Regions from separate parts of the Homo sapiens genome. Here regions 2 and 3 are each linked to region 1. Evidence: chromatin contacts called from ENCODE Hi-C or POLR2A ChIA-PET data. All regions are on one chromosome and are shown on one strand. Each heading gives the region's core, a stretch centred on a gene start or an enhancer-like site at or near the end of the contact. The rest is flanking DNA. Distances are from core to core; before and after follow the strand shown.

The links. A loop is a pair of places that touch in the nucleus more often than their neighbours do. ChIA-PET counts read pairs that join two places held with the same protein, here RNA polymerase II (POLR2A). Pooled maps may share reads with other maps.
Region 2: a map of HepG2 shows a loop between it and region 1 (10-fold over the local background). The contact joins the promoter of RNF146 here to the promoter of MED23 in region 1. A Hi-C loop is called at or near these places in 1 of 168 maps with a recorded cell type or tissue (HepG2) and 10 of 50 pooled maps. POLR2A ChIA-PET finds 5 or more read pairs at or near these places in 1 of 52 experiments (OCI-LY7).
Region 3: a pooled map of gastrocnemius medialis shows a loop between it and region 1 (4-fold over the local background). The contact joins the promoter of MTFR2 here to the promoter of MED23 in region 1. A Hi-C loop is called at or near these places in 1 of 168 maps with a recorded cell type or tissue (CD8-positive, alpha-beta T cell), 2 of 37 single-sample maps with no recorded cell type and 9 of 50 pooled maps.

What each region holds. Positions count from the first base shown.
Region 1 is chr6:131,626,127-131,629,940 of GRCh38, forward strand. MED23 (mediator complex subunit 23) reads right to left here and starts at 2,116. Exons shown (of 29, transcript NM_004830.4): 1 at 1,885-2,116; 2 at 1,515-1,546; 3 at 1,270-1,357. The coding sequence starts at 1,923. RefSeq lists enhancers at 1,756-1,805, 1,936-2,105.
Region 2 is chr6:127,265,144-127,268,717 of GRCh38, forward strand. It overlaps RNF146 (ring finger protein 146), which reads left to right and starts at 1,721. Exons shown (of 3, transcript NM_001242850.2): 1 at 1,721-1,782. RefSeq lists silencers at 1,680-1,779, 1,880-2,149 and an enhancer at 2,350-2,409.
Region 3 is chr6:136,248,688-136,252,338 of GRCh38, forward strand. It overlaps MTFR2 (mitochondrial fission regulator 2), which reads right to left and starts at 1,624. Exons shown (of 8, transcript NM_001099286.3): 1 at 1,289-1,624; 2 at 350-466. The coding sequence starts at 412. RefSeq lists enhancers at 1,074-1,293, 1,944-2,093.

The DNA.
Region 1 (3,814 bases), core at 866-3,365:
AAAAAAAAAAAAAAGAAAAGAAAAAGATAATCTCAAACACTGCTGGTGGAAGCATAAACTAGTATAACCCTTATGGAAAATTTAATAATTTCTATAAAAATTACAAACTGATAAGGCTTTTGACTCAGCAATACTATTTCTAGGAATTTATCCTATTTTTCATGCATAATATTATTCATCACAGCATTGGTTAAATTAGAAAAAGTAAGAAGAAACTTAGAAGACAGTAGAAGATTGGTTAAAAGGAGGAAGGTACAGCCATACAATGGAATATTATGCTGCTATTTAAAAAAAAAAGTAAGAAAGGAAGGAACAAGTAACGCTTGGACTGATAGGGAATTACCTGTAGATTATTATTAGGAGAAAAAAAGTGCTAATTAATGAACAGTGTACATGGTATATGATCATGCTATAAAAGTGTTTCTATATGCATAAAATACTTCTAGAAGAAAACATAACCTGAGGATATTGGCTACAGACAGAAAAAATAACAGGTAAGAGAAGAGAAAGAGACTAGTTATTGGATCCACCCTTTTATACCTGTGCATTTTGAACCATATAAATGTATTACCTATTAGAAAACAACTAAACAAAAAGGTTAAAACATGACTGTATTGGCATTATATGATCCATGTCTGAGTGGCAAATCTTATCACCAGTGGCTGACACGCAAACAGTTCTCATTTCCCTACCTATAGTGTACCATGAGAAGGTAAGGCACTACTGCAATGTGAGCTCTTCGAGGATGACACATTTTTGTCTTTTTCACGGATACATTTTCTGGTAGCTGTTCTTTGTTACTTTTACAGTTTGTCTCCTCATTTTTACTATAATATTTTCCTATCCTTATTATAGAATCTTGGTATTCCTATTGTAGCATCTTTGTATCAATGCTGTGCCAATTCCTTTATTTAGCAGAAAAATGGAATTTGTATCCTTGACAAGTAAAGCTTAACATATCTGTTTTCAAGTGTACCAAATAAATCCGAATAGGATGAAAATGATCTCAATTAATCTAACATAGGGGAGGTTTTTTTTTTTAAACATCTCACACTGTGCAGTATCAACTTGACTTCTCAACACAGGTTTTCCACTGAAATATACAAATTAAAACAAATGGAAGCCAGAATAAAAAATGATAACAATTTTATTTCTCCCTTCTCAGGAAGATCTTAAGAGCAGCATGAAAGTAAATGTTAAAAGAAAAAAAAAAAAAAAAAGAAGAGGCCAAAAATCATCAGCTGAATGTATTAAAAATGAAGCGCTCACCTGAGAAAGACCACCCCAAAACTGTCTGAAGGCCCCCAAACAGCTAATTAGTTTTGTTTTCTCATCTTCAGGAGTATCCATAAACATGCTAAAAAAATAAAAATTACATTATTTGTCATTCGTTTTAAAAAGGTAATTACACACAATCAGAATAGTGGATCTTATAACCTTCCAACACGAAACTAAGTAAAATCTGACAGACACAATCACATAAAAACACAAAACTCTGCCACGCATACACTCACCCAGGAAAAGCCTCTTCTATAACTTCCGTTTTCTGTAAAAAAAAAAAAAACAAAATGTAAACAATGTTAATTTTAAAAAGGCGCCTCCCTTAGCCAAGTATTACAATGTAACACAGGGCAAGTCACCTTAATCAGCTCTGAAACTATCAATACCTGTCTGGCCTGTCACTGTATCGATTTCAAAGGATACAATGAACTTGACAGCAGTTTGAGAATCACTAAACTTCCCCGCATACAACCTCGGTGTCAAAACAAGGGAATAAAAAGGGAGGCGTGAGAGGAGGTTGCCCAGGCCAGTTTCCTTGGTCGGCTGCCCCCGCGTCTCCCCGTCCCCAAGCCGTAGTCCTGGATGGCCGGCAGCTGCACTCACCACCACCTCTTCGAAAATGCTCTGCAGTTGCGTCTCCATCTGTACTATCACCCCCGCCTTTCCAGGGTGCCCGGCAAGGCCCGGATCAGACTCGAGCTCTGGGAATATAGGGGCAGAGGGGCGGAGACCTCTGGAGGAAACCGTAGCTCCTCGGCGTCGCTTCCTCCCCCAGCGCTTTACCTGGAGCGTTCCCTCCCGAGCCCAGCCAACAGCAGGAACCTGTACGGAAGACGGGAAGGGCCCGGTACGCGCCGTTTGCAAACCCCGCAGAAACCAGCGGCGCCACCAGAAGGTTCCGTCTGTGGAGAAGGGCGGCCCGCAAGCCGGACGAGAGCGCCCCCAAACGGAACCTTGAGCCCAAGGACCCCGGAGGCATCGTCGACCGCAGGCCGCCACCTCCCGGCTGGAGAAGGAGTTGCTTCCTGTTCGGGGCTAACCCGCTTGCAGACTGAGAAATGAAAAGTTTGGAACCCAGAAGCTGCAGCCTGCGGAAAATGCTGGAGCCGCAGCCGACACCAAGTTGATGTCTGTGAGCAGCTGACCTTCTGGACCTCCATCAGCGGCCTGCAGCCAGGAGCTGAAGCCACAGAGACGGTGTCTTCTCAGCTATGATAACCTCAGTGCAAATGTAATTGATTGACTTTTGAATGCCAAACCAATTTTGCTTCTATGGTATAAATGCTACTTGGTCATAATATATTATCCTTTTTAATATATTGCTAGATTCTATTTGCTATTATATTGTTGAGAGTATGTGTTTTTCTTCATATGCCACCATCATCACCAACCCCTAAAACATCTGTTATGTCTTGAATGATCAGCTTTCTTTGCCTCATAAAGAAAATTGTTGATGAGAGTCATAGACATCCAAAGGCCTTTCACTTCTTTGACGGTTGTGAAATGCCACAAACTGCTAAGCATGAACTACTCCTTTGTAGCTGCTAAGTGATGAGCTGATGACTCCCCATTCATGGTTTTGTTATACAAGTGTCTGACCTGGCATAAATTTAGTTTTCTAACAACTTTAATATGCACATGCAACCATGTTGTCCACACAATAGCTACTAAAAGCTGAAAAGAAATAATTCAGATTTCCTGCTGGAGAAAAACTTGAAAAGTTAGGCTTAGGGTATTGTTTGCTAGGGTTGCCATAACAAAATACCACAGACTGGGTGGCTTAAACAACAGAAATTTCTTTTCTTGTAATTCTGGAGGCTGGAAGTCTGAGGTTGAGGTTGATAGGGTTAGTTTCTATAGAGGCCTCTGTCCTTGGCTTGTAGATGACCTTCTTCTCCTTGTGTCTTCACATGGTCTTCCCTTTGTACATGTCTGTGTCGTAATTTTCTCTTCCTAGAAGGACATCAGTCAGGTTAGGGCCCATGTATCTACTCTAAAGAGCTTTAGCTTAGTTGAAGACATAGACATTTTAAACCATAATAGAGTGTGATATGTGCAATACTAGTGATGCTAATAAAGTGCCAGGGAGAAAAGGAGGAAATACAAATTTTTCTACAGAAAGGAATTTAGAAAGATACCTAGGGGAGTTTGCTTAGATTGCTGTGAACAGCATACTATAAACTGGGGGGTAATTTGAGTCTGAGCAAACTGAAAGCTGAGAATTCAGGCTTCTTGTTCCATCCTTGTCCTATCAGGATTTAGAGTGGGGGACTAAAGAGCCAACTGGAAACTCTGAGCAGCTGGGCAGGGCTTATCAACTTTGAGCATCTTTATAGTGTGTTCTGGGGACATTGTTTCTTGGAGAATCCCCAAAGTTGGTATCATCAGGTCTTTCCCCTTAGGCTGGTCTGAATCACCAAGGAAGATACATCTAATCTCTTACAAGTGGGTAAAGTTCTGACTGGCTGCCAACCTTCTTGCAGCCAAAAGGAACAAGAAGCCTGATCTCTTACAAGTGGGTAAAGTTCTGACT
Region 2 (3,574 bases), core at 471-2,970, 4.4 Mb before region 1:
ATCGTTAGGACTTTGGTTTTTACTTGTGTTGGGAAGCCACAGGAGACTTTGAGCAAAGGAGTGGTACGATCTCACTTCTTTTTAAGTAGATTTATTTAGGATTCTGTATTAAGGATAGAGTCAAAAGACTAGTTCCTGGTCTACCGTAACACTATAATCCAAACAAGAGATGATGCAGATTGTAGCGGAGGTGGTAAGTAGTTGGATATACTTTGAAGGAAGAGCCAACAGGTTATATGCCAAATGCATATAAGACATAAAAGAGAGGAGTTAAAGGTGGGTTTGAACAAGGAAAGATGCAACCATTTACTGAAATACAAAGACCTTGGGTATGAGTGAGAAGGGGTTGAACTAGCTGACATCTTACAGTCTGTGCCTGGATTCAAATCTCAGCTGTGTGTGTCTCTCTCTCTGTAAAATGGGAATAATAATAGTGCCTACCTCATAGTTTATTATGAGAATTAAGTGGGTATATATGAATAAAGCACTTAGAGCAACACCTGGCACATTGTTAGTTAATATTAGCATTACCTCTTCAAGCTGGAATCTTCGAGTACATATCAAATTTTAGCTATTCTCTGTTCATGGGCTGTGTAGGATAGAGGGACAAAACTGAGTGGCTAATAAGAAGATAAAGATAGAAAACTAAGCTTAAAGTTAAAGGATATACACTTCAATATTTCTACATGTATGGAACAGTATTGCATACACGCGCAAGCATCACTGAACTAGATGCACCCTTCAAGAGATTGGGTTACATATTGATATATATGAATGAGAACCCTGAAATAAACTGATTTCAGAGGAATAACAGAAAACATATACATTTCTATACCTATAAGGACACTGAAAACTTCCAATCCTGAATCAAACAGTTAATGAAATCCCAAAATGCAACACTAATGCAAATGAGAAGACGCTGTCATAGAATGTTGAAATACATACTCTTCTAAAGATAAAAGGTCTGCTCTTCCACCCTCTTCATTTTCCTACAAATTAGGAAAATTTAATCAGTTCTGAAAAAGGAAATGTACATGCTAAAATGGTGAATTACTGCTAGAGTTCTGATGTTTAAAACCACAGGCTTGCGATCAAAATAACCTCTTTAATTTTAGATTATCATGCAGATTAATTTCTTCAGTTTCTCAGGCACTATTCTGTTTTTTTTAAAAAAAGGGTGGGGTTTCAAAAGAAAACTAATACTCATTTTTTCCCCGATTAAATTGCTCAACCATTAAAAAGGAGAACAAATTGGAAAGTCCTACAGTACTCTCTCCCCTCCGTCCCCCCCCTCCCCATTTTTTTTCTTGAAAGGGAACAAGCAGTACTTTTGCTAAGGGATCTTTAAGCCGAAACTCAGCTAGGCGCCCCAGAGCTTCCTCAGGATAGCAAAGCTGGATTTTTGAGCAGCACCACCTGCTGGTCCTACACACGTTTTACTTCCTCCACCCCAAATCTCTTTCTGTTGGAACTGCACTCTTTCAGAGCCTCTGGGCCCTAATACAAAGCAAGCACACTCTAAAGAAGCCAGAAGAATGCAAGCAGCGAAGTCGCCGCTCCCCACAGGCAAGAGAGTACCGGCAGACAGCGGCGCGAGACAGGGGCAGAACGATGAGGCGCCGGAGTTAGCTCGCCGGTGCGGGTGCGGGTGCGCGGCGCGTCGCGGCCCCTCCTCCGCGACGCGCCGGGTGGTCACGTGACGGCCGCGCGCGTTCCCGGCAGCTGCGGGCTCCGAGGCCAGAGAGAAAAGACTGCGAGGTGGCCGCAGCTGTGGCCGGAGAGGTGGGAGTCGGAGCGAGGCCCTCTCGGGGGAGCAGGGTGAACGCCGGCCACTCTAGGATCCTCACTCGGGGAGAGGAGGCATAGCTCGCGGTGTCACCTCCAGCCGCAACGTACTCCGGGTCGGCCTTGCGCTCGGGGCCTGAGAGGGGCGGCGGCGGGGTCAGGGGCCGGTACGTAGATGGACGCCCTTGGGCTGGCGCGGCCCCGGCTGTCCGCGCAGAGGCGGGATGGGACAGTTCAGCCCTTTCCGCCACCCCCGCCTTGGCTGCTGGGGCAGGCAAGACGACCGTGACAGCCCCTGCGCTGCCCGAGGGCGCCGCAGCCCCTGCCCTGGGTGACGGCCGGAGCTGGTCTCGGTCCGGGTGCGAGGGGCGGAGCAGCGGCCATTACTGCGCAGCCTCTTCCGCCTGAGCCCGCTTCGCTGCCTCGGGTGGCAGGCGGGTCCCTCTCCTCCCCTCTGGGCCGTGGTTTTAGGCCTTTACCCGGGGACCTTCTGGCCTCGAGGTGTAGGGGCGGCGATGGTTTTTCGGCGGTAGCCTGCTCCATGTTTTCCCGTGTGGGGTCAGACAGTTTGGGCCTTGGGTCAGATCGAAGCCAGGGCGTACAGTCTGCATTTTTGCCTTTTCCCGGAGTGTCTCTGGCTGCTGCTTTCTCTTCTCTCGCTCTTCCTCCTTTTTTTTCTCCTGCTCAGTGTCTCGGTCTTGCCTAAAACGAAGAGAGCAATCCCTGCACCTTGTCCTAGTGAAGCCCAGCGCTGCATATTCTTAGTTGTTTTTGACGGCTGTTGAAGCATCGGAACAATTAAGAGATCTCAGAATATCCCTTGAGCCTCCAAACCCTCTGCATCTTAAAAGCTGAGGCTGTTGCTTTGTTCTGATTGTTGGGTGGGGAGTTCTCTTCCTACCCTCCATCCCGTCTGAAGGAGTGTGGGTCTTCCATTGTTGTCGCTATTTATTTTGCTAAGGCTTCTAAAGAATGTAAAATTGTTTTAAGAGTGGAGACGGAACCGTCCTCTCCACAGGTAAAACCTACAGGACTGTAAGTTTACACACACATCCTGGCAACTAGAATCTTTTCTCGTTAATCATATTGGTATATGTTTTAATTTATTTTCTCTAAGTGCCATTTTAGTGAGCACTTATTTCTCAAGTTTTGAACATTTTGTTTAATATTTTTGTAATATCGAAACAGTGTAGAACTGAGGAGAGAAGAAAGCCCAAAGATGATAGGGTACGCTTTGTTCTTTGTATGATTGGCATTTCAGGTAGTGGGCACATCCCCCCCACCTCGTGTGTGTACTTTTCAAATGGGATGTGAACGTATAATATTGGCATTCAATCCAGTATATAATTATAGAATTTGGAAGACTTAGGACATTTTAGTCAGTGAATCTATATTTAGACTTTTCAAAGACATGGCACGTAAGGACACGTGGAGAAAATGTCCCACACAGATAACAGGATTTGTGATTTTGGCTTTGCTGTTTTATGATTAGCAAATATTGTTTGTATAGAGTGTCTGGGTGCCCTAAAAACACATGAAAATAGGTCAACTAAATCTCGTTTTAAAGAGAAAACCGGAAGAGTGAACACCACTCTAAAAATAGATTTTGGATGTGTTTGTTTTGGTGCCTTGTATATCTTAAAGTGGAGGATGTTGTTCAGCCCAATCTTTCATTTAGAATTTATGTCTCAAATGAGCCAGTGTATCATGTGGGCAGACTGGAAATACATTTAAATATTTTTTTTCTTCGCTGGTTGTTCAGAACTTGGTAGAATTATAATTATCAGGA
Region 3 (3,651 bases), core at 374-2,873, 4.6 Mb after region 1:
TTTATTCTGGATTTATTGAGCTTTAAATATTGAACTTGTTTATAAATTACCTTGAATAGAAGTTTTAATGTATCTGTGCAATAAATGTAATTCTGTGAAGCTCATGTCTATATTTTGCTTCCTTTGTATCTTCTGTTGGCATTTGTCCTATCAGGTAAATATGTTCTCAATAATCTTATCCCTCTTCTAACTCAAATCATCAAAGCTATACTATTACAAACTCACCTTTGTTCCAACTAAAAAGAAGCAACAACTTTGCCTTAAATCAAATGATTACATATAAGTCATTTTCAAAATGAAACCCAAGAACAAATACAACAGATCCATTCCAATCCAAAACGACATTTACCTGTTCTACAGGAACGCCAAAATATTCCAGCATCTCTCTTAAGATATTCAGTATGAGAGACATTGATGAAGCAAATACAGAAGCCAATTCAAAGGAACATTATCAGTTTCTTGGTGCCTTTGGGGAAAATTTTAGAAAATGTTACTCTTGACAAATAAATGCCAAATTGTACTACATAACCTGGAAAAGTCCTCTTGATACACGACACAGTCAACTAATTTCTCCTAGCCAGCATTCTTTTAAGTCAGAGAAAAAGAAAGGAAGGGGAAGTCTGGGGGAAAGAGAGGGTTGTAAAGGAAATTTCAATTAATTGGTTAGATTACATTAAAACCTCGTAGGATGTTTGAGCCTAGTTAATAGAGACCAATCAACAAACTGGACATCTACTTAGTAGGCAAGGCTTCAAGTTACATGCCACAGCGAAGCTCGCTCTTTCCTGAAAGCTTTGGGCTGAGACTCTTAGCAGATGGGTGAGTTTAGCCAACCCTTGAAAGCAGGCAAGGGACGACTCAGTTTTTAAAAAAATAAACAGTAGCTCTTCTCACACACATATCCTCACGTGTCAAGGGTGGGGCCAGGTGAAGATAACTGAATCATGGGGGCAGCTTCCCCCATACTATGCTCGTGGTAGTGAATAAGTCTCATGAGATGTGATGGTTTTATCAACAGGAGTTCCCCTGCACAAGCCCTCTTGCCTGCCACCATGTAAAATGTGACTTTGCTACTCATTTGCCTTCAGCAATGATTGTGAGGCCTCCCCAGCCATGTGGAATGCCCATCCCTCCTCACTCTTTTAAAATGAGAAGCATGAATTCCAGATACGGGACGTGACTTGGTCACCCATCTAGTAACAGGCCGTGACCAGAGCCGGATCGCGTCCCTCGCTTTGGTCACAAGCTTCCTGGTGCTCTCCAAACACAGCGTGGTAGCCTTGCTCACCTTCCTCCGAAGCCGAGCCCCCGGGAATCACCAGAACATCAAGCGGAGGGCGTTAGGAATCCTCAATCAAATTCCAGACTGCGCCACTCCTTGTGCAGATCGCTCAGACGTCTACCCAGACCTCGACCCAGTTTCCACCCGCGCGCCTCGGCTTGCAGCCACAGGCGGTAACGATGCCCTCAGCGAGGAATAAGAGGTCAACCCGGTGCCCAGCCCTGGAGCCTCACGCTCAGCCAGGGTAATGTTATGGGAAGCGCGCCCCCGTCCTCCTGCGCCCAACCAACCCACCTGCTAGTCCCTAGGACCGGACTGCTACTTCCGCATGACAGGACTGCTACTTCCGCATCCCAGGACGAAATCAAACTCCGCGGGCCAGGACCCGTAACCAGCCTCATTGGGCAAAACTGAAGATCGCTGCTTCTGATTGGTCATTGCATGATGTCAGGCAATTCGGGAAGCGACTGCTTTTCCTTCTCAAGAGGCGGGTCTTCCGAGAGTCAGCCAATAGGAGCTGACGGGCAGGGCAGGTCGCGTTAGGACAGCGTCGCTCCCGCAGGGCAAGGTTTTAGGTACAAACTCGTGAGCTGGACTCGCAGTCCGGAGTTCGTACCCCACAGAACTCTTCGCAGGGAGTGTCTTACTCGCTACAGCCGGACCCTAAGCGCATCCGCCTTCCCAAGTTCATCTGACACAAAATCGCGATTTATTTTTTGGTCATTTCATTTGTTCAGCTAATATTAAAATACTTGTGGAACTGGCAGAAGCCAAGCACTACCCCCGAGGGTTTTGCAGCTTTGCAGTGGCTAGGATTCATTCTTTCGTTCACTAAATACACCTACGTATCCAGGCTACCGAATATTGGGCCGGACACTCTCCTGGCTTAGCCGAGGATGGCAAGTGATATGACAGGTGATATCCCAGTTTTCATTTCTGATTTGAGGTTATTGGCTTCATACGAAATAGCTTCCTCTTCTGAATTTCAGCAAGACGTGCACTGGAGTGATATAACAATTTAAGATGTGTGCCTGCTACTGACATAATTTGAAAATCTAAGTTTTGAACTAATTTATCTATGGTCAACATCACTTATTCATTCAACCAATAATAGATATCTACTACGTAGCAGACACCATTCTAAGCACGGAAAATACCTTAATGAGAGGGCAGGTCCTCGTCCTCCTGGAGCTTACAGGCCAGCGGGGCATCTCGTTCCATTCTAACCCTAATTTGCTTTTCTCTATAGCACTTATCATATATATTTAGTTACGCTTCCACTACCACCAAACAAAATTGTAGACTCCAGGAGAACAGGAAGTTGTTTTGATCCATGCTCTATCTTTCCCCAGTGCTTTAGAAGAGTGTCTGGTATATAATAGGCATTCAGTCTATTTGTTGAATAAAATACCTAAATGTGGAATGACAGAAAAGATGATAATGATTTGGGACTAAGCAACTAGCAAAACAATTGATAGCAATAATAGTGATATGCCCAGTAGAGCTGGATACGGCTGAGTGAGCGCAGAACAAGGATGATGATGGATCAGAAACCCTAGATGGAGTAATTTTCTCAAGTTCCTTGTCCTTCCCTTTGCCCTTGTGAATAAATCACGACTTTATAACCCCCTCCCTTTCCCACTCTCTTATCAAACAGCAAACAGACAGGGCCAGAATGAAAACATCCCTCCAGAATGAGAACGGAACCACTACTCTTCCAGCTGCACTATTAACATAGGTTAATATTCCAACTGATTTAAGTAGCAAGGAGGACCCAGGTCAAATACTACATCCATAAATGCTTTGCTGACAACTTTCTTCTAAATTCTTCAGAGATATTTCTTCCAGTTTACTAAAGCATTCATAATTCCATTTTGACAAAAACATTTTATGTGATTGGACATCTTTTTCCATTGCTCATTTTTACACGAAATTAGATTTTCCTGAACTCTTAGAATGAGATAGGGTCCAAGAAAGCTTTTCTGACATCACAAAGCTAGCTTTTCTGTTGTCTCTGAGTAGTGTTCAAAAATATAGTGGCTTGCTTTCTGGAGTTTTCCTGTGTTCCCCTCCCCCAGTTTGATCCAGGTAGAAAACTTGCTATTCACAAGCTGCATGTTAACACTTTTTAAAGTATCTAGTTGTCAAGTATTAGCTCATTATATTGAATTAGCTCACTATATTGAGCTAGTAAGTCTATGTCCCTAAGATTTTTTACCTACTGACTCTGATTTCTGTCCTTTAAATATGTAACATGTTAAAATGAGGAGATCGGACAAGTATCAAATACCAGTCTCCTGATCCTATGTGATTTGAACATGTCTCTTCTCTAGCAAAGCCTTTTAAGGATTTGAACACAGCAATCAAGA